3 separate regions of the Homo sapiens genome follow, and regions 1 and 2 are each linked to region 3. Evidence: chromatin loops called from intact Hi-C (ENCODE). Cell type or tissue: chondrocyte. All regions are shown on one strand. Region 1 overlaps STXBP5L (syntaxin binding protein 5L). Region 2 overlaps POLQ (DNA polymerase theta). Region 3 has its middle 37 kb from the start of NDUFB4.

Region 1 (8,000 bases), 590 kb before region 3:
AGCATGTAAAACCAACTTGTTATTAGAGATCAGGGTCTCATATAGTGCATTACTGAGTAGCTAGCATTTGATCTAACTTGATGGATAAATATTCAATTTCTATTTATTAGATTCTACCCCTCTCTTTTCTCAAAAAAAGGGAGGGGGGCTCAGAGGGCTTACTGAAAAAAACAAATATAATACAACTAATCCAAAAAGAATTTTAAGAGATAGAAAACAGAATTTTAAACATAAAATACTAGCTAGTTTTATCAACTCAGTGGCTGAGACTGAGTTTCTTGAACACATGAAAGAAGAAGGAAATCCAAAAAACTGGATAACAATATCCATTCATCAATGGCTATTTATGAAGAGGCTAGTTAAATTGTCTAAATAGTTTTACAGGGGCTAAAGACCTAACAGAATTTTGATATACAGAAGAGGAAAGAAGGCAGTTCATGATGAGAAGTTAGAAGGAGCAAAGGCTCAGAGATAAGCAATAAGTGTTATATATGGAAGATAGTGAGTAATATGTCTGAAATGTGGGGAATGTGTAGAAGGATGTTGTAAATTTAACTAAAGAGGAATGATAGCACTAGGACCTTAAATCTCAAGTCAAGCAATATGGACTGTGTATTGTCGACAATTGAGAGCTATTCAAAGGTTCTGTTGTAGAGAATTCCATAATCTGTTTTAAAATGATAATCTTGTTAATGAAGGATATATTGAAGAGGTAAGACATCAAAGGAAAAGTGGTTGTGATTAGTTAAAATGCTCTTATAGTCATCCAGGCAAAAGATAACAACTTAAACTAGGACATTGGAAGTGGGAATTAGAAAAGAGGAAATAAATGAGACAATATAAAATCAGAATCAGAAAGCCTGCAGAAATTGATTGCATATACAACACGATGATGGAAGAGACAAATATTACTTTGAGGGGTCTAAACTGAATTAACTAAACAAGACTTAAAAACCAGAAGAAAACATAGAAGGAGGTTTAGATATTTAAATACAAATTCAGTGCCAATGGGATATTTTGCTGGATTTATCTAATATATTGTTAGATATTTAGATCTAGAGTTCAAGAGGGAGGTAAAGGCTACAGATATATGGATGTTCTTTTTTTAGCATAAAGGTAATATTTGAAATAAGAGATAATATAAACACTAGAAAGTATAAATTAGAGAGAGAAGAAATGAGGGTAAAGACATAATATCCTGAAGAATATCAATAACGTAAAGGAGAGCTAAGGGAAAAATCAGTTATGGAAAAAGGTGCATGATAAATGAGGTGGAAAGACACAGACAAGTGAATAAATTATTTTAAGGAGGAGAAACTGAGGTAAAGCCACAGGTTTAGTGAGGAATTTAAAGGCTTGGAAGAGGTCACTGTGTGTAGTAATGAAGAGCTTATTGGTGACTTAAGAAAAAACATTTCAGGTAAGTATTAAGCATGCTTTCTAGATATGAGAGGTAAAGTGCTGAGGAGAGGCTGAAAAGTTTGGTAGTGAAATGAAGTATTTAACTATCTCTGTTAAAACAATAGAGCATATAATGACACATTAAAGTAGATAAAGATGATATATTTACATACATATATCAGATGTCAATAACTTCTAGGTATAAATTACATATATTTGTACTAAGGCAGCTGCAAATCCTTATTTTAAAATTTCACTGAAATTTTACTCTCTTTTTAAGGCTCAAAACGTTTCTTCCATACTTTTTAAGGCCATAGGAAAGCTAGATGATTCAGCATTTTCCTCTGGGTTTTCTTTTGAGCTGGTTATTCTAATTCCAACTGGCTAAATATTCCCATGGTGTTTGTATTCTTATTTAGCTGCTAGTGTTGAGAGAGGGAAGAGAAGGAGCACTATCCATCCCCATCTTTATGATTTGTATAACAAAAGGAAACTCCTAGCTTAGCTCCCTAAGACCTTCTTTTCTTATGATTCAAGATGCTGAAGAATTTGATTATAAAGAACATAACTGCATGATATTACTTATCAGATTATTTTTCACCAATTGTGAAAAAATTACCCAGCTGCCATTTTATTTTATTTCTAAACATTTTTTTACCACTATGAGAATGACTGATAACGAATTGTGCAGCTTATGAAATAGGTGAAGGCTTATATCTTTAAGCACCGAAACTTAAAAAATTAACTGTTATGAGGGGGATGGGAGAGAACATGTAAAGTATTCTAGGGTGACTACAGGTTCATCTGGAGACTTTTTTTATCCCTCCAATGATAAAATAAGGAAGTGTTCTAAAATAAATGTGTGTGTGTTTCATTTTCTAATTATTTCAGTGCTGCTTTAAATTATTTGGCACTTTTCCTATATAAGATTAGGTTTTACTGGACATAAATTTTTGACATATATTTTCCTCCTATCTCTTCCTACTCCCACCATTTTCAAATTGAATTAATAGCACAGATGATCACCTTTGTTTCCACAGGTACAAAAGGTAATTTCCCTTTTAATCTGTTGCCCCCAGTTTTACGGTCTTCTTATTAGCCTCTTCTGAATGGAAAAATAATTAATGGCCCGGAATTAATATTTGAACAACTGAAGTGTCAACTGGGAGATTATTCCTTGATGAATAGGAGTTTGTTGCTTCCCCTAAATACAAACTTAATCAAGTCTCAATTACATACAATAAAACTTACTTCAAGATCTGGTCATTTAATAAGTGTCACTTATTAATATCTGGTCACTTAATAAGTATTACTATTTACAAAATTTTTCTTTATTCTAAGAAGGCAAGTATTAGAAGACAAGACCTTTCAAACTGACTTGAACTTCTTGCCACTGAAAAGGAATTTTCTAAGGAAGGTGTGAATAGTGTCTTTAGAGACCTTAAGGACAATGAGGCACAACGTAGCATGGAGCCTACAGAAAGGAAAAGCAGTTGAGACAAAGTTGGGGATATAGTACAGGTGACAGGCACCCAAGTATATAAGATTGACAAGGCAGGATCTATTAACAAATGCAAAGTATATAAGATGCCACAAGAGGGCCCCGAAATAGGCAGTCAAGGCAGAATTTCCTCTTAAAAGAAAAATCTAGAGATGGAACTTACACAAATACTAAAAGACAGTGTGAAGCACTGGGTCAGAATCAGGCAACTTTCCAAGGCTAAACATACTGGTAAAGTGCAAAGCTTAAAAGTAGTAAACAGGCATAACGTCACAATACTCTTTCAAACATGTCGGTAGAAATCACTTACCTCATCATAATAAACTCTCAGTTCTGCTCTTTTAGATTTCAAGTCCCAGAATACTACAGTACCATTTTCATAACCTATTAGCAGCTGGAAAACATTAGAACAATCATTTTCTTAATTCTAACATTAATTTTAACTTGCTTCAAATAAAGTTTAATGTTAATAAAGTAAAATCATACCACATAACATCCTTATTTAGAATAAATTTTTCTAGAACTTGAATATAGGTTTTCTACATTTAAAAAATGGCAAACTCTGCTTCAATATGAACACTTACCAATAAATCACCTAATTTCAAAGAGGAAATAAGGAAGAATATAAATATATATGACATGATATAAAATAAGTATGAAAATTGGAAGAAAAGAAAAATGGGATAGAAAACGAAGATGAAATAAAACATGAAATGGGATAAGATTAATGAACTATGTATATGCCATTCAGTCCTATGCACTTGAGAAATGTGGCTTCAAATTTGGCTTCAAATTTCTTCTACCAAATCCTATTTTCTCTTTGACCGAATTCAATATTTTAAACTGATGTTTTATGAACCCTCTGAAGATTATAAAGTTATTCTAGAGATTCACGTCATTAAAAAGATTAATATTTATTTTTAAATCAATAAATAAGATGATTAATAAAATATTTCTTTAAAATAGAAGAATTTTAGAACATATCATGATTATAATATGATCATCTTTAAGACTCAGTCATTAAGCTAAACAATGCTAGCCATACTGATAACTTTTGCTGTTAAATGATTCACAATTATTATTTGTATCCTTCCTATTTTTTTGTTACCAATGACAGAAAATTTAACCTATCATTGGTTAGGGAAAAAAAATAAGAGGAAGGATAAAAATAGCCAATGTTAAAATAATGATATATTTCTGACAGATTTGCCTTAAGATGATTTTCTTCAAATACATTAGTAGTATTCCTCTGATGAAAATTCTTATACACTGGATAAAGATGTATCAATAACTTCAAAAAACCATTGGTAAGAACAGAAAATATAGTGGTGGTGATAACCTAAGCCTGCAGAGCATCCTGAGACCTTATCACTTATCTCGACATCTTACAATGAGACACAAAAAATAACAAAAGTAAACCAGCTAGTAGTTTTCGCAGTAAAAACACAAAAGGTTTCAAATATCAGTTCATTAAAGCAATATACATTTATTTTTGAAGCTATAACAAAAATGCTTGGTTATTAAACCACACACAATAAATGTTAAAAATGACAAAAAATTGAGCTTTTTACATGTTAACTTGAAGTAAATGGCATATATGACTTGCTAAGTGAAAATGTCAAAACTAAATACATATTTGAGTAATATTTCTTAAAATAAAATTGATATGACTGTACTAAGTGTACTAAGATATGTTTTAACTTCAAATTGATTTTTTTTACATACAAGAGAAAATGATGAACGATGAAACCAATTTCTTTTCTTTCTTTTTTTTTTTGAGACAGAGGACAGAGTCTTACTCTGCCACCCAGGGTGGAGTGCAGTGGCACAATCTCTGCTCACTGCAACCTCCGCCTCCTGGGTTCAAGAGATTCTGTGCCTCAGCCTCCTGAATAGCTGGGATTACAGGCATCTGCCACCACACCTGGCTAATTTTTGTATTTTTAGTAGAGATGGGGTTTCACCACGTTGGCCAGGCTGGTTTCGAACTCCTGACCTCAAGTGATCTGCCCCTCTTGGCCTCCCAAAGTGCTAGGATTACAGGCATGAGTCACCATGCCCAGCCAATAAAACCAACTTTATTGAGTGTATGAGACTCTTGGCAAGGAGATATTGGCAAGGAGATTCATTAGCCTAAAAAGTTTAGAAAATATAACTTAAGCAATAAAATGAATAATATAATCTTTCTAAATTTGAGCCCCAAGATTTAATAAAATAATATCCTAAAACACTATTATATTTTATTAAAGTAAATATCTGAAAGATAAAAGTTGATTTGCTTATAAAACATTGCTAGCAATAGCCCCAGTAAATCACAAAATATAACATACTGAACCTCAAAAACACCATAAACTGTTGAGATAAGTATACAAGATTATGATTTAGAAAACATGATATTAGAATCAGTTAGAGAATTAGAAAAGAGAAAAGAATCCCCCTGACATCCAGGAGACATTAGACAAGGCCACTCTGTGACCATGAGGAACCAAGACAAAAATAAGAGCACTCTGCAATATTTGACCACACCAAAACAGGAACAATGCCCAAACCACAAATTATATATACATATTTTTTAAACAGAAAATGTCTCTCACAATAGAAGCAAGTACCATAAAGGCAAAGAAGTAGGGTTACTTCTTCACCATGATATCATTAGAACCTACACTAGTGTCTGAAAAAAATAGGTATTTGGTGAATAACAAATTAATTGTTAAATACCAAAAAATCAAAATTGTAGATATTATATTCTAACCACAGTAAAATAAAATTAGAAGTCATGACAAAAATATTTTGAAAACTAAAAAATATATCTGTAGGTAATTAATAAGCAAAGAAGAAATCATAATGAAATATATAAAACAGAACTGAACAAAAATGCCTCACAAGACACAGATGAATCTTAAGAGGAAATTTTATGGTTTTGTAAATATGTACGTAGAGAAGAAAAACTGAAAATGTTTTAATGATATAAGCATTTGACTTTGAAAAGTAAAGAAAAAAGTAAATCTCAGAAAGCAGAATTAAAAATAATGAGCCACCTTATTCAAGAGCAAAGGATACCACCTTTTATTTATTCGAGTATATGTTTATATCTTTTAGGAAGTTTGAAAGTTTTCCACATATTGATTTTCTTGTTAATTTTATACCTAGTTATTTTAACTTTCTTATTGCTATTTTATATGGGTTCTTCTCTTCATTACCTTTTCTAATAGGGTATTAATTCTATAGTTAGATTTTAGTATACACCTTTCTAAATTATTTTGTTTGTATTCATTTTAAGGTTGATTCTCTTTGCCATTCCAGATATATTATCATATAATCTAAAATAGAGACTACTTTATTTTTTTCTAATTTTTATGTCTCTAATTGTTTGTATTTATCTAACTGCTTTGCTAAAAATCATCCTAGAGTATTAAAAATAGTAGAGAGGCTAAGCATCCTTGCCTTCTTCCTGACTTTGGTGGCTATGCCTCTAGTGTTTCCCCATTAAATAAGATCCTGAATTCTGGGGAGGGAGGGAGAGGGCATAGAAAGAGAGAGAGAGAGATTTAAAGAAGTATAAATTGATTTATATGTTATACATTTCTTTTATTAGGAATAGGTGTTTAATTTTAAAATAAATATTTTTGTTGAAATATATATAATGTACACAGATTATAGATGTATATTTAATGAATTATGATGAAGTAAACATACCCATGAAACTACAATCCACGTTAAAAAACACAATAGAAGACAAGTAATACAAGAAAAACAATACAAGCCATTCACAGAAGCCTATTTCGTACTCTTACCTAGTTAATATTCCCACTCTCCTCTCTAAAAATAACCACTATCCTGACTTCTAACACCATAGGCTACTGTTACCTGTTTCGAATTAGACAGGTAGAATTATACAATACATATTGCTCTCTTTCTTGCTTCTATTTCTATTATATTTGTAGCATTAGTTAATTTAATTTCATTATTAAAATAGCATTTCATTGTTTGGCTATGGCACTACCACAAATTAATTTATTCATTTTACAGTTGATGTAATAATACTGCCATGAACAACCTTGTACATATCTTTTGGTAAATACATATATGCATTTCTGTTAAATGTATATTGATCCATAGGATATTAGTATGTTTAACTTTAATAGATACTGCCAAGCAGTTTTCCAAAGTGGTTATACCAACCACTTCATGTTTTCATTTTCACAAAATGTATATGAGTTCCATTTCCTTCTCATCTAATGACCAATATTGTGAATAGCTGTACAATGTTAAATTAAAGGAATAAATCATAGCCATCTTTGTCTCATTTATCATTTCAGGAGGAAAAATATTAATTCATCATTAAGGAGGATGTTTTCATAGCTTTGGGAAAATTAACAAAGTTCATATTAATGAAATTCCTTTCTTTCCCTAGTGTACCAAGAGATTTTTATAATGAAGAGAAGGTAAATTTTATTAAATGCTGCTTATTAGCTATTTTTATTGCCATATATTTTTCTCCTTATTTCTGTGAATTGCATTGACTGATTCTGAAAAGTTAAACCAACTGTACTACTAGGGGGAGCATAAATTGGTTGTGATTTTTTGTGCCTTCTCTTTCATTCTTGATCAGACTTGCCAGAGATGCATCAATTTTGTTAGTATTTTCAAATAACTGTTTTGTTAATGTACTAAATTTTTGTTTTCTATTCTTTTAATTTCCGCTCTCATCTTTTGAATTAAGGTTCTCCGAAAAATTAGAACCAAGAGATGTTTTTCTATGTATAGAAAAAGATATTTATTATGAGGAATTGGCTCACGTGATTATGAAGGCTGACAAGTCCCAAGATCTGCAGGGTGAGCTGGCAAGCAGGAGATCCAGGAGAGCTGATGGTGTGCCAGTCTGAGTCTGAAGACCTGAGAACCAGGAGAACCAATGGTATAGTTCCAGTCTGAAGGTCAGCAGGCTCAAGAACCAGGAAGAGCCGATGTTTCAGTTAGAGTCCAAAGGCAGGAAAAAGCTGATGTCTCAGTTCAAAAGCAGTCAGGCAGGAAGAATTCTCTCTTACTTGAAAAAGGGTTAGCCTTTTTGTTCTATTCAGGCCTTCAGCTGATTGAT
Region 2 (8,000 bases), 970 kb before region 3:
CAGAAAGCTTGATAAACTAATAAAAACAGAGCAAAAAATGAAAGAGGAAATTCACTATCCAGACATTTAAAAATTCTACAAATGAATAAGAAAAACACAACCCACTATATCAATGGACAAAAAAACAGGCTTTTGAAACAGTATCGGCTGGGCGTGGTGGCTCACGCCTGTAATTCCAACACTTTGGGAGGCTGAGGTGGGTGGATCACGAGGTCAGGAGATCGAGACCATCCTGGCTAACATGGTGAAAACCCGTCTCTACTAAAAATACAAAAAATTAGCCAGGCGTGGTGGTGGGCGCCTGTAGTCCCAGCTACTCGGGAGGCTGAGGCAGGAGAATGGCAGGAACCCAGGAGACGGAGCTTGCAGTGAGTGGGCAACAGAGCAAGACTCCGTCTCAAAAAAAAAAAAAAAAAAGGGTATCCACATGGTTCATACACATGAAGTGATGCTCAGTAGTCTCATTGGTTATCAGGGAACTGTAAATTACTTCTTCAAAGAAATACTGGCTGGGCACAGTGGCTCACACCTGTAATCCCAGCACTTCGGGAGGCCGAGGTGGGTAAATCACAAGGTCGGGAGTTCGAGACCAGCCTGGCCAACACAGTGAAACCCTGTCTCTGCTAAACATACAAAAATTAGCCAGGTGTGGTGGTACACACCTATAGTCCCAGCTACTTGGGAGGCTAAGGCAGGAGAATCACTTGAACCTGGGAGGCGGAGGTTGCAGTGAGCCGAGACAGGTCCATTGCACTCCAGCCTGGGTGACAGAGCAAGACCCTGTCTAAAAAAAAAGAAATACTACCACGTACTGTCTATAACTGCCAACATTAAAAAGATTGACAATACCAAGTGGTGACAAGATTATGGAACAATAGAAAACACAGATTGTGGAGGTGTTACTTTGGAAAACAATGTGGGATTATCTACTAAAATTGAAGATCTTCTGTGACTCAGTAATCTGTGGCTCAGTAATTTTATTCTTAGGTATATATCCTAAAGAAATGTATGCATGTGTGTACCAAAGGGCATAACCAAGAATATTGTTAGCAACACTAATTATTAATGTATTATATATCTTTTAATGTTCTTTTCATTTGTTTTTTTACAGTCAGGCAGATCTAGCCAGTTCTCTGTCTAATGCTGTGCAAATCGTTGGCATGAGTGCTACCCTTCCTAATTTGGAGCTTGTGGCTTCCTGGTTGAATGCTGAACTCTACCATACCGACTTTCGCCCTGTACCGCTTTTGGAGTCAGTAAAAGTTGGAAATTCCATATATGACTCTTCAATGAAACTTGTGAGGGAATTTGAGCCCATGCTACAAGTGAAGGTAAATCAATATATGTACATCACTACTATTTTTATCTGTGTGTTTGATTTCATTTTCTAGCAAATTGCTAACAAATTCTGAATGATGTAATTGGGAGTTACATATACATTAGGATTAATATTAAGCTAACTGGTTTCCTCTTAAAGAATTGGTGGTGAGCTGGGTGTGGTGGCTGACGTCTGTAATCCCAACATGTTGGGAGGCCAAGGCGGGTGGATCACTTGAGGTCAAGAGTTAGAGACCATCATGGCCAACATGTGAAACCCTGTCGCTACTAAAAATACAAAAATTAGCTGGGTGTGGTGGTGGGCGCCTGTAATCCCAGCTACTCGGGAGGCTGAGGCAGGAGAATTGCTTGAACATGGGAGGCTGAGGCAGGAGAATTGCTTGAACATGGGAGGCAGAGGCTGCAGTGAGCCGAGATCATGCCACTGCACTCCAGCCTGGGCAACAGAGTAAGACTCCATCCCCCACCAAAAAAAATATTAGCGGTGATGGTGAGAGAGGAAATGTAGTTGTACCTTTAATTTAAATAAATAGTTGTTTCCTGATATATAATATAAACATTTAAAAAAAATAACTGATCTTGTAGCGTTTTCTTTTTACTGGGAAAAGATTTTCTTATGGTTTAGTTTACACTAACTGCTAGTGTGCAAGATTAACTTTTTTGTTAAATGGTAGGTATAATATATAGTAGAGTGAAAATATTATTTTTGTAGTCTGATAGATCTACCTCTGATACTTAATAGAGATACTTGATATGGCTGAGATAGTAGTTGAATCACAAAACCTATCTGAACCTCATATCTTCACCTGTTAAATAGGATATTATAATCCCTATCTTGAATATTGTAAGAATTAAATATGATTTTTAAAAATTATCTGGCATCTAGAAAGTTACTTGATAAATAAGTACCCTCCCATACTCCCAAATACACTTTAATCCTGAGGTTAAAGAACTGACTCATGTACATTGGTGGAGTGAGGCATCTGCTGTTTTTGTGCAGAGTTGTGCCTCTGAGTACTAAAACAGCTAAGGGTCATTTTAGAATTGGAAATAGAATTGGAAATTCATGTGTTTCACTAACTACCTAGGTATGCATTTGTAGTTTCTGCATACTTGGTATGGAATCTTGCTTGCTTTGCTCTGTGCCCCATATTTCGCCTGGCTATGCCTTGGTTACTTCAATACATTTATGTGTGAACACATTCATTTGCTCTCCTGTTAATTTTTTTCTTCTTTTACCATGTCTGTGCCTCCACCCTTTTGAACCACTTATATTTCTTACCTGGATTATTGAAATATTTCCTAATTGTTCTCTCTGCTTCTGACCTTGTCCCTTTCAGTCTGTGCTTACAGGAGCTAGTGATCTATTTAAAATGAACATCAGATCATGTTACCCTTCTTCTCAGAAACTTGCAGTGGCTTTCTGTTTCATTTAGAATAAAAGCCAGTGTCTTCTTAGTAGTCTATAAGGTCCTACATGATCTACATCCCCCACCCCTCTTAGTGCTCTGACTCTATCTACTATGTTCCCTCTCACTTCCTTCACACTGGCCTCTGCTGTTTTTTAATACAACAAGAGTTTCTGGCCTCAGGTTCTCTTTTTCTAGAATACTTTCCCCTTAGGGCCATCAGTGTGGTTTACTCTTTCACCTTTGGACTTTTTTACTCAAATGTCACCATCTTAGACCTTCCCTGGCCAACTTGTCTAAATTATAGTGTTCTCCCTTACATGGTCTCTATTTCTTTTCCCTTAGCACTTTTCAAAACCAAACATATTATTATTATTATTATTTTTGAGATGGAGTTTTGCTCTTGTTGCCCAGGCTGGAGTGCAATGGCGCGATCTCAGCTCACCGCAACCTCCGCCTCCCGGGTTCAAGTGATTCTTTTGCCTCAGCCTCCCGAGTAGCTGGGATTACAGACATGCGCCACCATGCCCAACTAATTTTGTATTTTTACTAGAGGCGGAGCTTCTCCATGTTGGTCAGGCTGGTCTCGAGCTCCTGACCTCAGGCCTCGGCCTCCCAAAGTGCTGGGATTACAGGAGTGAGCCACTGCGCCCTGTCCCTTATGTATTTTACTTACCTCATATTTGTAATTATCTATCTCTTCCTACTGGAGTAGAAACATTATGAGGGTAGAGCTTTTTTTCTGCTTTGTTCGCAGCTCCATCCCCAGTACCTAGAACAATATTTGACAAATAGTAAATATTTGTTTAATGAGTGAATAGATGGATGCATTAATCCAGTTTTTAATACATACATTGACATACTTCCAGTATGGAGAACTTGCAGGGCCACCACAGTGGATTCACATGTGCCCTTTTGTTCATTTGAAATGTGTTGCCTTTCTTTGAGATAATGTTTCCCCACCTTCACATCTCAGCTAAATTGTTTTCTCAGGACAATTTTTCTTTCAGATCTTTCTGTCAAATATGAGGCCTCAAAACACCGTAAAACTCTCTTTTAATGGTATATATTATTGTTGTATTTTATATTTATTTATTTAGTACACATGCTCTTCGACTTATGATAGGGTTATATCCTGATAAACTCATTGTAAGTTGAAAATGCCTTTAATACATTTAACCTACTGAATATCATAGCTTAGCCTAGCCTACCTTAAATGTTCTCAGAACATTTACATCAGCCTATAGTTGGGCAAAATCATTTAGCACAAAGCCTGTTTTATAATAAAGTGTTTAATATCTTATAATTTAACGAATACTGTGCTGAGAGTGAAAAATAGAAGAGTTGTATGGGCACCCAAAGTATGGTTTCTATTGAGTGCATACTGCTTTTGCACCACTGTAAAATAAAAAAAAATCATAAAGTCCAATCATTTTAAGTTGAGGATATCTGTATTTTAATGTGTCTCTTGGTGAGACTATAAACCCCTTGACTATTAGGATCTTGACTTTCTTTTTACTCAATATTGTATTCCCATTGCCTGAGGGTTGGAGCTCAGTAAATATTAGTTGAATGAATAGTAAGTATTTCTTTCACCTTTCATCATTAGGAGTTTATTTTTTCTTCTTTTTTTCCTTTCTTTTGTTATTGACTTTGTAACTGATTTTCATTATGCCTTAAAGAAGAAAAAGCTTCCCCAGAAAGGAAAATGAGTGCTTTTAAACTGATGTGAGAATCTTTTGAAAGGACCACTAAAGTGGTTATTTATCTTTCTGTTTTAGGGAGATGAGGACCATGTTGTTAGTTTATGTTATGAGACGATTTGTGATAACCATTCAGTATTACTTTTTTGTCCATCAAAGAAATGGTGTGAGAAGCTGGCAGATATCATTGCTCGAGAGTTTTATAATCTACATCATCAAGCTGAGGGTGAGTTATGGATGGAAAGGAAAGCCTTCATGCTTAGTACATTTGCTTGAAAGTAATGGTAGTGATTATATTAGCAAAAACATGGCTTTTGTTCATCATTGTCACTGCCTGCCCACTAGGTGGTATCCTTTTTACCAAACTGTGCTTTTGCGATTCTAATAATATTCCGTCCCTAGTATAGACTATGTATACACACACATGCTTAGACTAATCAGCTTTAGATTTTTAGAATACTGGGTATATACTATAGTTCTTTATCAGGGATCCATGGGCTTTAAGAGTTTGATCTTTGGAGCCCCTAAATTGGATGCAAAACTTCACATGTAGACATTTCTTTGGGGAAAGTAACCATATCTTTCTTTATATTTCCAAAGGAATGTGTAACTCTGAAAAGAATCATACACACATACATACATATGTATAAGTTGACCCTTGAATGACATGGGTTTGAATTGCGTGCGTTCATTTATATGTGGATTTTTTTTCAATACATAATATATTAGAAAATGTTTTGGTGATTTGTGTTAATTTGAAAAAACTGACAAGCTATGTAGCCTAGAAACATGAAAACATTAAAAAACAAAAAGAAAAAGGTATGTCATGTAGCCTAAAACATATGTAGATACTAGTCTATTTTATCACATACTACCTTAAAATATACACAAATCTATTATTTATTTATTATTATTTTTTGAGACAGAGTCTCGCACGGTCGCTTAGGCTGGAATACAATGGCATGATCTCGGCTCACTGCAACCTCTGCCTCCTGGGTTCAAGTGATTCTTCCATCTTAGCCTCCCCAGTAGCTGGGATTACAAGCACCCGCCATCATGCCCGGCTAATTTTTGTATTTGTGTAGAGATGAGGTTTCACCATGTTAGCCAAGATGGTCTTGAACTCCTGATCTGAAGTGATCCGCCTGCCTTGGCCTCCCAAAATGCTGGGATTACAGGCATGAGCCACTGTGCCCGGCCCAAATCTTTTATTAAGAATTAAAATTTCTGCCAGGCGTGGTGGCTCATGCCTGTAATCCCAGCACTTTGGGAGGCTGAGGAGGGTGGATCACCTGAGGTCAGGAGTTCGAGACCAGCCTGGCTAACATAGTGAAACCCCGTTTGTACTAAATACAAAAAATTAGCTGGGTGTGGTGGTGCACGCCTGTAATCCCAGCTACTCGGGAGGCTGAGGTGGGAGAATCACTTGAACCCGGGAGGCAGAGGTTGCAGTGAGCTGAGATCATGCCATTGCACTCCAGCTTGGGCAACAAGAGCGAAACTCCATCTCAAAAAAAAAAAAAAAATTAAAATTTCCAGCCCAGCCAACATAGTGAAACCCCATCTCTCCTAAATACAAAAATTAGCTGGATGTGATGTCGGGTACCTGTAATCCTACCTACATGGGAGGATAAGGCAGGAGAATCACTTGAACCTGGGAGGTGGAGGCTGCAGTGAGCCGAGATCACGCCACTTTACTCTAACCTAGGTGACAGAGTGAGACCCTCTCTCGAATAAATAAATAAATATTTATCAAAACTTAGGCACACAGACACAGACCATACATAGCCCCATTCACAGAAGAAAAATGTAAACAAATGTAAAGAGGCAGTGTTAAATCATAACTGCATAAAATTAACTGGTATATACTGTACTACTACTGTAATAATTTTATAGCCACCTCCTGCTGCTGTTGCAGTAAGCTCACGTGTTGTAAGTATGCACTTAAAATATGACGCTTATCACCTTCATATGAGCAGTTTGTGTCTCATAAATTTCATATTGCAGTAAAAAGTAATTTATCATGTTTCTTATGTACTTTTCATCATATTTAGTGCAGTACTGTAAACCTTGAATAATACCATGGGACCAATTTGAGGTGCCACTAGTGATGCTGGAAGTGTTCCGAAGAAGCAGAGAAAAGTAGTGGCATTCTAAGAAAAAATTGAATTGCTTGCTATGTACCATAAGTTGAGGTCTGCAGCTGCATTTACTATTTTAAGATAAATGCATCGAGCTTAAGTACTACTGTAAAAAAAGAAGGAAATTTGTGAAGCTATTGCTGCAGCTTTGCACATTTTATGAAATACTTCTTCATCTGATTTTGAAAATGCAGTTTTATGTGGCTGCAGGATCACTATATGAAAGGCATACCTGCTGGGTGAGGTGGCTTATGTCAATAATTCCAGCACTTTGGAAGGCCAAGGCAGGAGGATCACTTGTGTCCAGGAGTTCGAGACCAGCATAGGCAACATAGTGAGACCTTATCTCTACAAAAGTTAAAAAATTAGGCCGGGCATGGTGGTTCACACCTGTAATCCCAGCACTTTGGGAGGATGAGGTGGGCGGATCACCTGAGGTCAGGAGTTTGAGACCAGCCTGGACAACATGGTGAAACCCTGTCTCTACTAAAAAATATAAAAATTAGCCAGGCGTGGTGGGGCATACCTGTAGTCCCAGCCACTTGGGAGGCTGAGGCAGGAGAATTGCTTGAACCTGGGAGGCAGAGGTTGCAGTGAGCCGAGATCGTGCCACCGCACTCCACCCTGGGCGATGGAGCGAGACTCCATCTCAAAAAAAAATATCCAGGTGTGGTGATGTGTGCCTATAGTTCCAGCTACTTGGGAGGCTGAGGTGGGAGGATCGTTTGAGCCTGGGAGGTAAAGGGTGCAGTCAGCCATGATCGTGCCACTGTGCTCAGCTCAGTCTGGGTGGCAGAGTGAGATCCTGTCGCCACAGATGCACGTGCGTGCGCGCGCGCACACACACACACACATACAGAGACACACACGCACACACACAGAAGAAATACATACCTATAGACTCTACTACGATTTGAGAAAAAATGAAGTCCATATGGCAACTTAAAGCAAAAGGATCTAAAGCTGGAGAATTTAATGCCAGCAAAAGATGGTTGGATAATTTTAGAAAGAGGTTTATATGTGGATTTTTTTCAATACATAATATATTGGAAAATTTTTTGGTGATTTGTATGAATTTGAAAAAATGTCAAGATAACAGGAGATGCAAGACCAAGAGGCTGCAGATGAGTTCCAAGATACCATTAAGAAAATTATTGAGGAGAAAGGATATCTGCCTGAACAGATTTTTAATGCAGATGAAAGTGCCCTATTCTGAGAAAAAAAAATTGCCACAAAGAACCCATTTATTAGTAAGAAAGAGAAGAAAGCACCAGGATTTAAGGCAGGAAGGGATAGGCTAACTCTTGTTTTGTGCAAATGCAGTTGGGTTTATGATCAGGACTACTCATGTCTATAAAACAGCTAATACTCAAGCCTTAGAGGGAATAGATAAACACTGGTTGCCAGTC
Region 3 (8,000 bases):
CTTGGGTGTCACTGGTAATATACTTGGAACTCAAGTGTAACCGTGAAGTTCCCTGGTAGCTGAGCTGGTGACTTAACTATTATCACCTTCCTTGCCACCTCCTGAGAGCTTGGGAAGCCTTTCTTGTTACTGTGGTTTGAAGAGTGTGATTCTCCCTTATTTCCCTGTGCACCTTCTGTCACCATGACATCAGCTCAAATGTGGTCTTCTTGCCTTGAGTGAACCAGCACCCATATTACCAAGGCCAGCATGATCAGAGAGGTGTAAACTCTTTACAGGTGGGTCAGCTGGAGAAGATGCAAGGTCAGTACAGCTTTGTAGATAATTCTCTTTGCTTCCTACACTGAATTTGGCTGCCTCTGTCTTTAACCTGAACTAAACCTACTCTGTTCTCATCCAAAGTGTTTTTTTGGGAGGGGGTAGGGCTGGCTGTCCCAGAAGTCAAATGTTCTCTTTATATTCACCTTGTTTCCTGCTCTGAGTTTCCTTCTGTAGTGTCTGTTAATGCCTGTTTTGGTCCAAATCTTTTTTTTTTTTTTTTTTTTTTTGTTTTTTGAGACAGAGTCTTGCTCTGTCACCCAGGCTGGAGTGCAGTGGCACGATCTCGGCTCACTGCAAGCTCTGCCTCCTGGGTTCACGCCATTCTCCTGCCTCAGCCTCCCGAGTAGCTGGGATTACAGGCGCCCGCCACCACGCCCGGCTAATTTTTTGTATTTTTTAGTAGAGACGGGGTTTCACCATGTTAGCCAGGATGGTCTCTATCTCCTGACCTCGTGATCCACCCGCCTCGGCCTCCCAAAGTGCTGGGATTACAGGAGTGAGCCACCCCACCCGGCCTTTTTTTTTCAATAGAGATGGGGTCTCACTATGTTCTGGAACTCCTGGGCTCAAGTGATCCTCCCACCTCGATCTCCCAAAGCTGGGATGACAGGCATGGTCCACTGTGCCCAGCCCCAAATCTTTTCTTAATAACAGTTTTATTGAGATATAATTCACATACTTAAAATTTACCTTTTAAAAGTGTAGAATTCAGTGGCTTTCATTATGGTCACAGAGATGTGCAACCATCACCACTATCGAATTTCAGAACATTTTCATCATCCCCAAAAGAAATAACATGCTCATTGGTAGTCAGTCCCATCTCTCCCTTCCCCAGCCCCAATCAATCACTAATCTGGTTTTTTATTTGCCTATTTTATTTTTTATTTGCTTTTTATGAATTTGCCTATTCTAGACATTTCATGTAATTAGAGTAATACAATATGGCTCTTCAGTGACTGGCATCTTTCAATTAGCATGAAGTTTTCAAGGTTTATCTATGTTGTAATGTATCAATACTTCATTCATTTTTAAGACTGAATAATATTCCATTATATGGATGAACCACATGTTGTTTAGCCATTCATCAGTTAATGGACACTTGGGTTGTTTCCACTTTTTGGCTATGGTTAATAATGGTAGGAATATTTGTGTACAGGTTTTTGTGTGGACATGTGTTTTCAATTATCTTGGATATATACCTAGGAGTCAAGTTGCTATGCTGACCCATATCTTAACGAAACATTTCCAGTAATCTTCATTCCTATCTCTCTGTTTCCTCGGGAGCAGATTTCTCTATATTCATTAAACAAAGAGGAATGACCAACAGTAGGGGCTTTTTCACCAAGTGCATGACACAGCACCTGCTTTTCCAAGTCAGATACAAAGCTCGAACACTCCTACTCCAAACTATATGCGGCTGTGAGTAGCTGTGTCAGGCCCAGGACAGCGACAAGTCACTTCGGTGACTGCACATTAAATAGCAGTTTGTGGCACCCAGAGGGAGGTTTGTGCAAAACCAGCCCTTTCTGCCCAGATTTTAACCTTACAAACAAATAAATATGTATTACAAAGAGCTGGTTCCTTGAAATCTAGTCACTTGTAACCTATCAAGAATCTTGGACTATGATCTCTGGGGGTATGCATAGGCCCAAAGTGAGTATTTACACCATGGAATAAGCAGTTTACAACCTTGAACCATCAATTACATTTCCCCACTATCTGTTCTACAGTCTTCCGTTTATAACTGAAGTCTGCCCTCTGCTGGTCACAAGCAGCCCAGACCCACAACTCGGGGCCGCTGAGCAGGTCTCTTCTAAAATCATTCTCCAGGAGCATTTTAGCAATTGCTACAATTTATTCAGCTATAGAACACAAAGTAATGTCATCTTCTGCAGAGCGTTCCCTTTTTATTTTTTATCCTTTGATGTTTGTGGGTTTTTTTCCTTTTATTCAACAGAAGCAGAACTGGGCCCGTTTCAGTTATTTATGAGCCATCTTCATTCGTGATAAATAACCATAATATGTATTTATGCAGTGCCTGCCAAGGCCCCTCTGCTCCTATTGACTCATGAGTCACTAAAATACTTTTCTATGGTAGAAGTGGACAAGGGCTATTCAAGATAGGAGATAATACAACTTACGGGCTGTCAGATGTCTAGTAATTTTTCAGCAGTGCTTTGCAGATTGATGTTGAGTCAAGAAAGACCTAGAGCCTGACTCTCCTCAAACTCTATGAGATATCTCTTAGTCCTGTTAGAAATCTGCAAGGCATCAGACATTTGGATCCCCAAGCAGATATGCCAACATCCTCTTCCCCTTCCTTCCACAAAAGCACTCTGACCGGAAAAGCAGATCCAGGAGCAACAGGAAAGGTGAGTAGGGGAGGAAGCCAGAGCCCAGAGCTGGGGAACATCACTGACGGTGTGGGCAAAAAGCTGCACTCGTGAAAAGAGGAAAGAGGGCAAGCTGGGAGGGAAGGTGGACAAAAGAAAGAAACAATGGGCGGGGGCCCAGCAGGTAATGAAGATACTAAAGCATGTGACCCCATTTCCCTGAGGGTCACTCCTGCAAGGCAGTTAACTGTAACATCTGTTTAATTCTTCATTACAAAGGAAAGAGAATCCTTTCTGATGTTCTCACCCTGTGCCTCTGACCTTTAAGGTCTCACTCTGTTGCCCAGGCTGGAGTGCGGTGGCACGATCTCAGCTCACTGCAACCTCCGCCATCCAGGCTCAAGCAATCCTCCCACCTCAGCTTTCTGAGTAGCTGGGACCACAGACGCAAGTCGCCATGCCTGTCTAATTTTTGCTTTTTTTTTTTTTTTTTTTTTTTTTTGTGGAGATGGGGTTTTTGCATTTTGCCCAGGCTGGTCTCGAACTCCTGAACTTAAGCCATCTGCCCGCCTCGGCCTCCCACAGTGCTGGGATTACAGGAGTGAGCCACCACTCCCAGCCTGAAAGAACCTGATTTTTAGAGACATAATTTGGGTTTCTAATCTCTGAGGAGATGAGAGTTGCTTACTGTGAGCCCATATACTAGCCAGAGGTCTGGAAACCTGTCCCCATCCCTCAAGGTGATGCCTGTGTCCTGCCAGAATGGGGGGGGGGGGGGGCGTGCCTAAAGCCCCAGTTGCCCCCACTGCTGACCTCAGGGACGCTCCTTGAGGGTCCCACCACCCCTGTCAATCAGTTGGCTGCAGACTCCCGTGTCCTGTTCTTCCTGTTTCCCCCATGCTGCTCTTGCCTTCTCCCTTCCCTCCCACCCTGCCTCTGGACTCTCATTCTCTCCTCCCACATCCCCTCTCTAGCCTTTGTGACTCAAGTCTCAGTCACTTTAGGAAAGACAGGCTCACTGCCCTCTTTATAATCAACCTTCATCTGGTGTGAGGGGGAGGGAGAAGAGAGGGAGAAAGGAGGGAGGGAGAGGGAGAGAGAAACAGGAACCAGGTCTCCTGCGCTTCCTCCCAGAGATAAAGGCTATTCTTAGCAGTAACATAGGCTTGGCATTTGGGGAGACTTGTATTTCTCTCCCTCTCGCCCCAGGGGCTTTGCACATTGCAATTTCTCCTCTCCAAGCAGAGAAGAAAGAGAAGATGAATAGGGAGAGAGATAACGAAAGGAAAGAGGGAGGCGCGCCAGCTGGTGCCCTGAGAGGCTCTTCTGGGGATTTATTTTGGAAGGCTGCTCCGAAGGTCAGAACTGGGCGGGGAAGGGCTCTCACCCCGGCCCCAGAAGGGCAGTTTAATTCTAGCCTCCCTTTTGAGGCAAGAAGACGAAAAGCCAAATGAAATCCCTTTGGGCCTTTCCGCAGCACTTTGTATGTGGCACGTGTTTCATAAATGTTCAGCCAAGCCCCTGCGTGCACTCTCATTAGGCTGGGTCTCTCAGGACTGCCCTCACTGGGCCTTAGGACCTTGGCAGTCAGAGCATTCAAGCGCTGGCATTAGACAGTAGGCTTCAGTGAAGCCAGGAGCTTGGGAAAATACAAAAATAAATAAAAAATAAATAAAAATGTAAAAATGGGGTGTGCAAAGCTCGAGAAATTACGTAATTCGATTTCACCTTGGGCCCAGACGGTGAAGTTCTGCACAGTGGCCAGCAGGGGGCGCTCAGGCAGTGTGTCAGAACCCCAGCGCGCTGGTTGCCCGGAGCCCAACCAAGGGACAAACAAAACAATGCAGCTTTGCGGTTTCTGTTCGGTTTTCAGTTCGGGGAGGCTTAATCCAGGACCGCCTGATCTCTAACCTGGGGTAGCAACTAGCGTCTCGCAGGACACCGTCTTAATAGGCTTTCCTGAATCTCTTGACTAAATTGCTTCCTAGAACTCTGTGTTCCTCCGCACCTAGAAAACGGCTTTTCTCAGCATCTCCCTGTATCTTTCCCTATGTATCTTTTTGTCAGCCTGGTTTTTTTTCGTTATCTGTGTTTCTGGCGTGGTTCTTTCTTTTCTCTCTGTACTATCCTAGGCCTACTAGTAGATGTTAATGAAAAATATATGGAGCTGAACCCACCCACAGGCTGAGCTCTGAAATATTTCAAGATCTGGCAGAATATAACACTTTGAATAAAATTTAAAACATACTGCAAAAGTGGCTAACTCTGCCACATTTGGCTGTGCAGTCATGTCTTTCCTTTTCCCCGTCTCTGTTCTCGGAGTGGGCTGCCGTGCCACCCTACAGCTGCCTCTTCCCCTTGGCTGCCGCCGCTCTTGCCCACCTCCCCCAAACCCCTGACCTCCAATGGTCAGCTCCTCCCTGGCCAGCAGGACGGGTCTTCCAGGTCTTTTAGAGAAGATACCAACTCCAGAATGACCGTACCTCTGTTTACATGTTTTTGTTTCGTTTTGATTTTTGTTTTCTAATTGAGACCACCCCCCTCGTTTCCAGAACATACTGGAACTCTTAGGATTTGGGGTTGAGGGACTTCAGGTGAGAACTACAGAGACAGCCTCACGCTCTGCCTGGAACCTCTTGTCCTCCAAGATTCAGGTGCTCTGGTTGAGTCTGGTCCACTCTGCCACAGTATCTTTACTCACAGTGATTTTCTCTTGGGGACTTCATCACTGTCTTCCTCTCAAACTGACTTTTGCTTATAACACAGTTGGAAGAGAGAGTGAGAGAGACTGTGTGTGTGTGTGTGTGTGTGTGTGTGTGTGTGTACCCTTGGAAAATAGAGTTTAAATTTTATTTCTGGGGAATTGGGAATGTCACCAATCGTGGTGTTAAGGCACTAGAGCATGCCATGACAGTCAAAAGGCACCCCAGCAAATGATAGAAGGTGCTTCACCTGGAGCCCACAGAGGGCTCTGGGGCAGTGCTACTTATCAAGAGCCTATCTCAGTTCCAGCCCTAAATATTGCTACTATGGTGGTGGTGATGTACCCCCCTAATTTCTGCATTTCATGGTCCCTGTCTCCAAATCTATCTGGCTCTATTGGTTCAGATTCCTATCCCAATTCCTATTATGTTTCAGCTCCTAGTCCTGTGTGTCCCTGAGAGGAAGAGACTGATATCAGATCTGGTAGGACATGATACTCTTCAATCTTGTCACCATAACTTTCTCCTGGAGCCATGGAATGTAGCAGTGGTATGATCCGATCCCGCCTGTCCCTGTCCTGCCCAATACTTGATAGCTGTTCTTTCCTAGTTCCAGAACCTGATTGGACCAAGTTTAAGACCAAGGTAGGGAGTGGGAGGCAGATAGGCAATGCAATGCTATTCAACATTTAAGAATACTTCCCACTTACTTGTCCTTGTCAGGCCCTGGCCATACAGACAGGCTGTACAAGACATAGGCCCTGACCTCAGGGAGTAAATGTTTTTATTGAACTGACCCACTGTGTCTCTGAATGAGAACAAAAATGAAACTGCTGCAGAAAAACCCAGTGCTACAAAGTGCTAGCATCATCAGGAGGCAGGCTGCCTCTGCAGTGCAATCCATAATCTCTGTGACTTCCAGAACCAAAAAAAAAAAAAAAAAAAAAGTTAAATTACTTTCTAAAATTAAGCTTTGCATTACTTTGGAAACTAACAAAGCATTCCTTCCCACAGACACTGTTCCCAAATTAAGTATTTTGTGCTTATACAGCTGCTCAAATGTTGGTGCATTGAAGATGGAAAAATTTCTTAGGTAGGGAAGAGATGGGGTGCCTAGAAAGGAGAGGGGAGCTCTGTCGGGGGGAGAGCAGCTGTGGTCACTAGCAGAGATTATAGAATAGTTGGAAAAGATTATCAAGTAAATAAGTGTATAAAATGTTTCTAAAGTTATTAGGTCTAAATAAGTGTAGGTTAAGGGGGCCTGTTATGGTCAAGTATTTAAAAGCATCCTTTCAAGTGAAAACCTTGGTCAGTGGCTATTCCCCACCTGTAATCAATAGGAAATGGAATAAAAGTAAACTACCGAGGGGGCATCTTAAGGTCAATGTGAGGCCTATTGTTCAAGATTTCACAGCGATTAAACCCTAGAATGGGTCACAGAGAATAGGTGGGCACTTTCCTCTAGAGGCATTTATTGAAAGAACAGAACTGTCTTGTTATCACATGCTGCAGGTAACATCCAGTGTAGAGACAGAGGCATGACTTGGATGAGCTAACTTCCCAGGTTCTCTTCTATTAAATAGATTGGAAAGTCAAAGAACTCATACAGCATTAGAGGCCCCCCATAGCAGCTAGAGAGAAATGGACAGGTGAAAGGCCCATGGTCCTCACTTGTCCGCCTCCCACCGACAACATGCCAGGGCCTGCCATTGAGCTGCCTGTTTCATTTTGTAAGCTTGTGCCTAGATGTTTGCCTTGCAAACATGTGAGCTGTCTTGGCAAACGGTTTTGTAGAAAGCCCTCACTCACAAGAATTCCATCTGCAATATTTGGACTGGCTTCTAGGACTCCCTTTTCCGCACAAGCTGTTCCCTCCTTATCTCTGGGTCTCTTCCAGAAGGTCATCAATGTTCTGCTGTACAAGGGTCATCTGCTTGCCACACTATTCCCCAGCTCCTGGAACACAGCACTGTTTTCCATGGTGGCAGCAGCAGGAATATCTTCCTCCTCAGCATGATTTTCCAGGCCCAAGATAAGCTCACAAGCACCAAAAGACACAAGGCCATGGCCTCATGGACCTCACACCCAGTAGCCTGATCTGAGTTTAAAAAGGCAGACCTGCTGTCTTAGCTGGGGGAGTAGAGGAGAGTTAGTGGGAGGGGCTACTATGGGTTTAAGTTGACAGAGAGAGGTGGTGCAGGAGCAGAGAGCAGCCAGGAGCACCTGAGGAAGGCTGCGAAGGTCATCTGGGTGGGGGCGGGTTCCAGGGGAGGAGCACTTTCTGGCAGGGTGAGGTGGGGGCGGTCCTGGAGAATGTACCCATAAGGCCAAGTCCAAGGCCTGGGTGGGGTCTCTGACACTTGTAGACACTTGGCACCAAGCCTCAGTGTAATCTTGCTTCATCTCCCTGGATTTCTACCATCATTAATGACTGTGACTTCAGTCAGGGACTACAGAAAGGGAACACTCAGTGATAATCTAGAGGCAAGGACAATTGACCAAATAATCAGATATGGCTCCAGTTTAAGTCCTTTGCCCCATTATTACCCTGCCCTCTCTTCATTATCCTATATCCCAAGTCCTTACTTTCCCAGATGTGGTGGAGAAGGTAAAGAATTCCAAGTTGTTGTAAGCAGGGTCACTC

Evidence for each region. A loop is a pair of places that touch in the nucleus more often than their neighbours do. Peaks named below come from ENCODE experiments on the same cell type or tissue, not always from the same donor. Only the 100,000 strongest peaks of a DNase experiment are listed, where the experiment ranks them.
Region 1: a loop joins it to region 3, with 4 times the contacts of the local background. A loop is called at or near these places in 10 of 110 quality-filtered maps.
Region 2: it touches region 3 in a loop (4-fold over the local background); 7 of 110 quality-filtered maps call a loop at or near these places.

The regions. Positions count from the first base shown.
Region 1 is chr3:121,147,773-121,155,772 of GRCh38, reverse strand. STXBP5L (syntaxin binding protein 5L) reads right to left here. Exons shown (of 27, transcript NM_001308330.2): 8 at 3,213-3,296. Among named protein-coding and RNA genes, the nearest start is that of MIR5682, 100 kb to the right of the region's middle. In chondrocyte, a CTCF peak has its summit at 3,000 (motif pointing right); no DNase peak of the experiment used is centred here.
Region 2 is chr3:121,526,321-121,534,320 of GRCh38, reverse strand. POLQ (DNA polymerase theta) reads left to right here. Exons shown (of 30, transcript NM_199420.4): 6 at 1,112-1,331; 7 at 4,529-4,676. Among named protein-coding and RNA genes, the nearest start is that of POLQ, 16 kb to the left of the region's middle. In chondrocyte, CTCF peaks have their summits at 4,610 and 4,814 (motif pointing right); no DNase peak of the experiment used is centred here.
Region 3 is chr3:120,555,499-120,563,498 of GRCh38, reverse strand. No RefSeq gene overlaps it. Among named protein-coding and RNA genes, the nearest start is that of NDUFB4, 37 kb to the left of the region's middle. In chondrocyte, CTCF peaks have their summits at 1,830, 2,082 (motif pointing left), 4,164 and 4,409 (motif pointing right); a DNase peak (open chromatin) is centred at 4,442.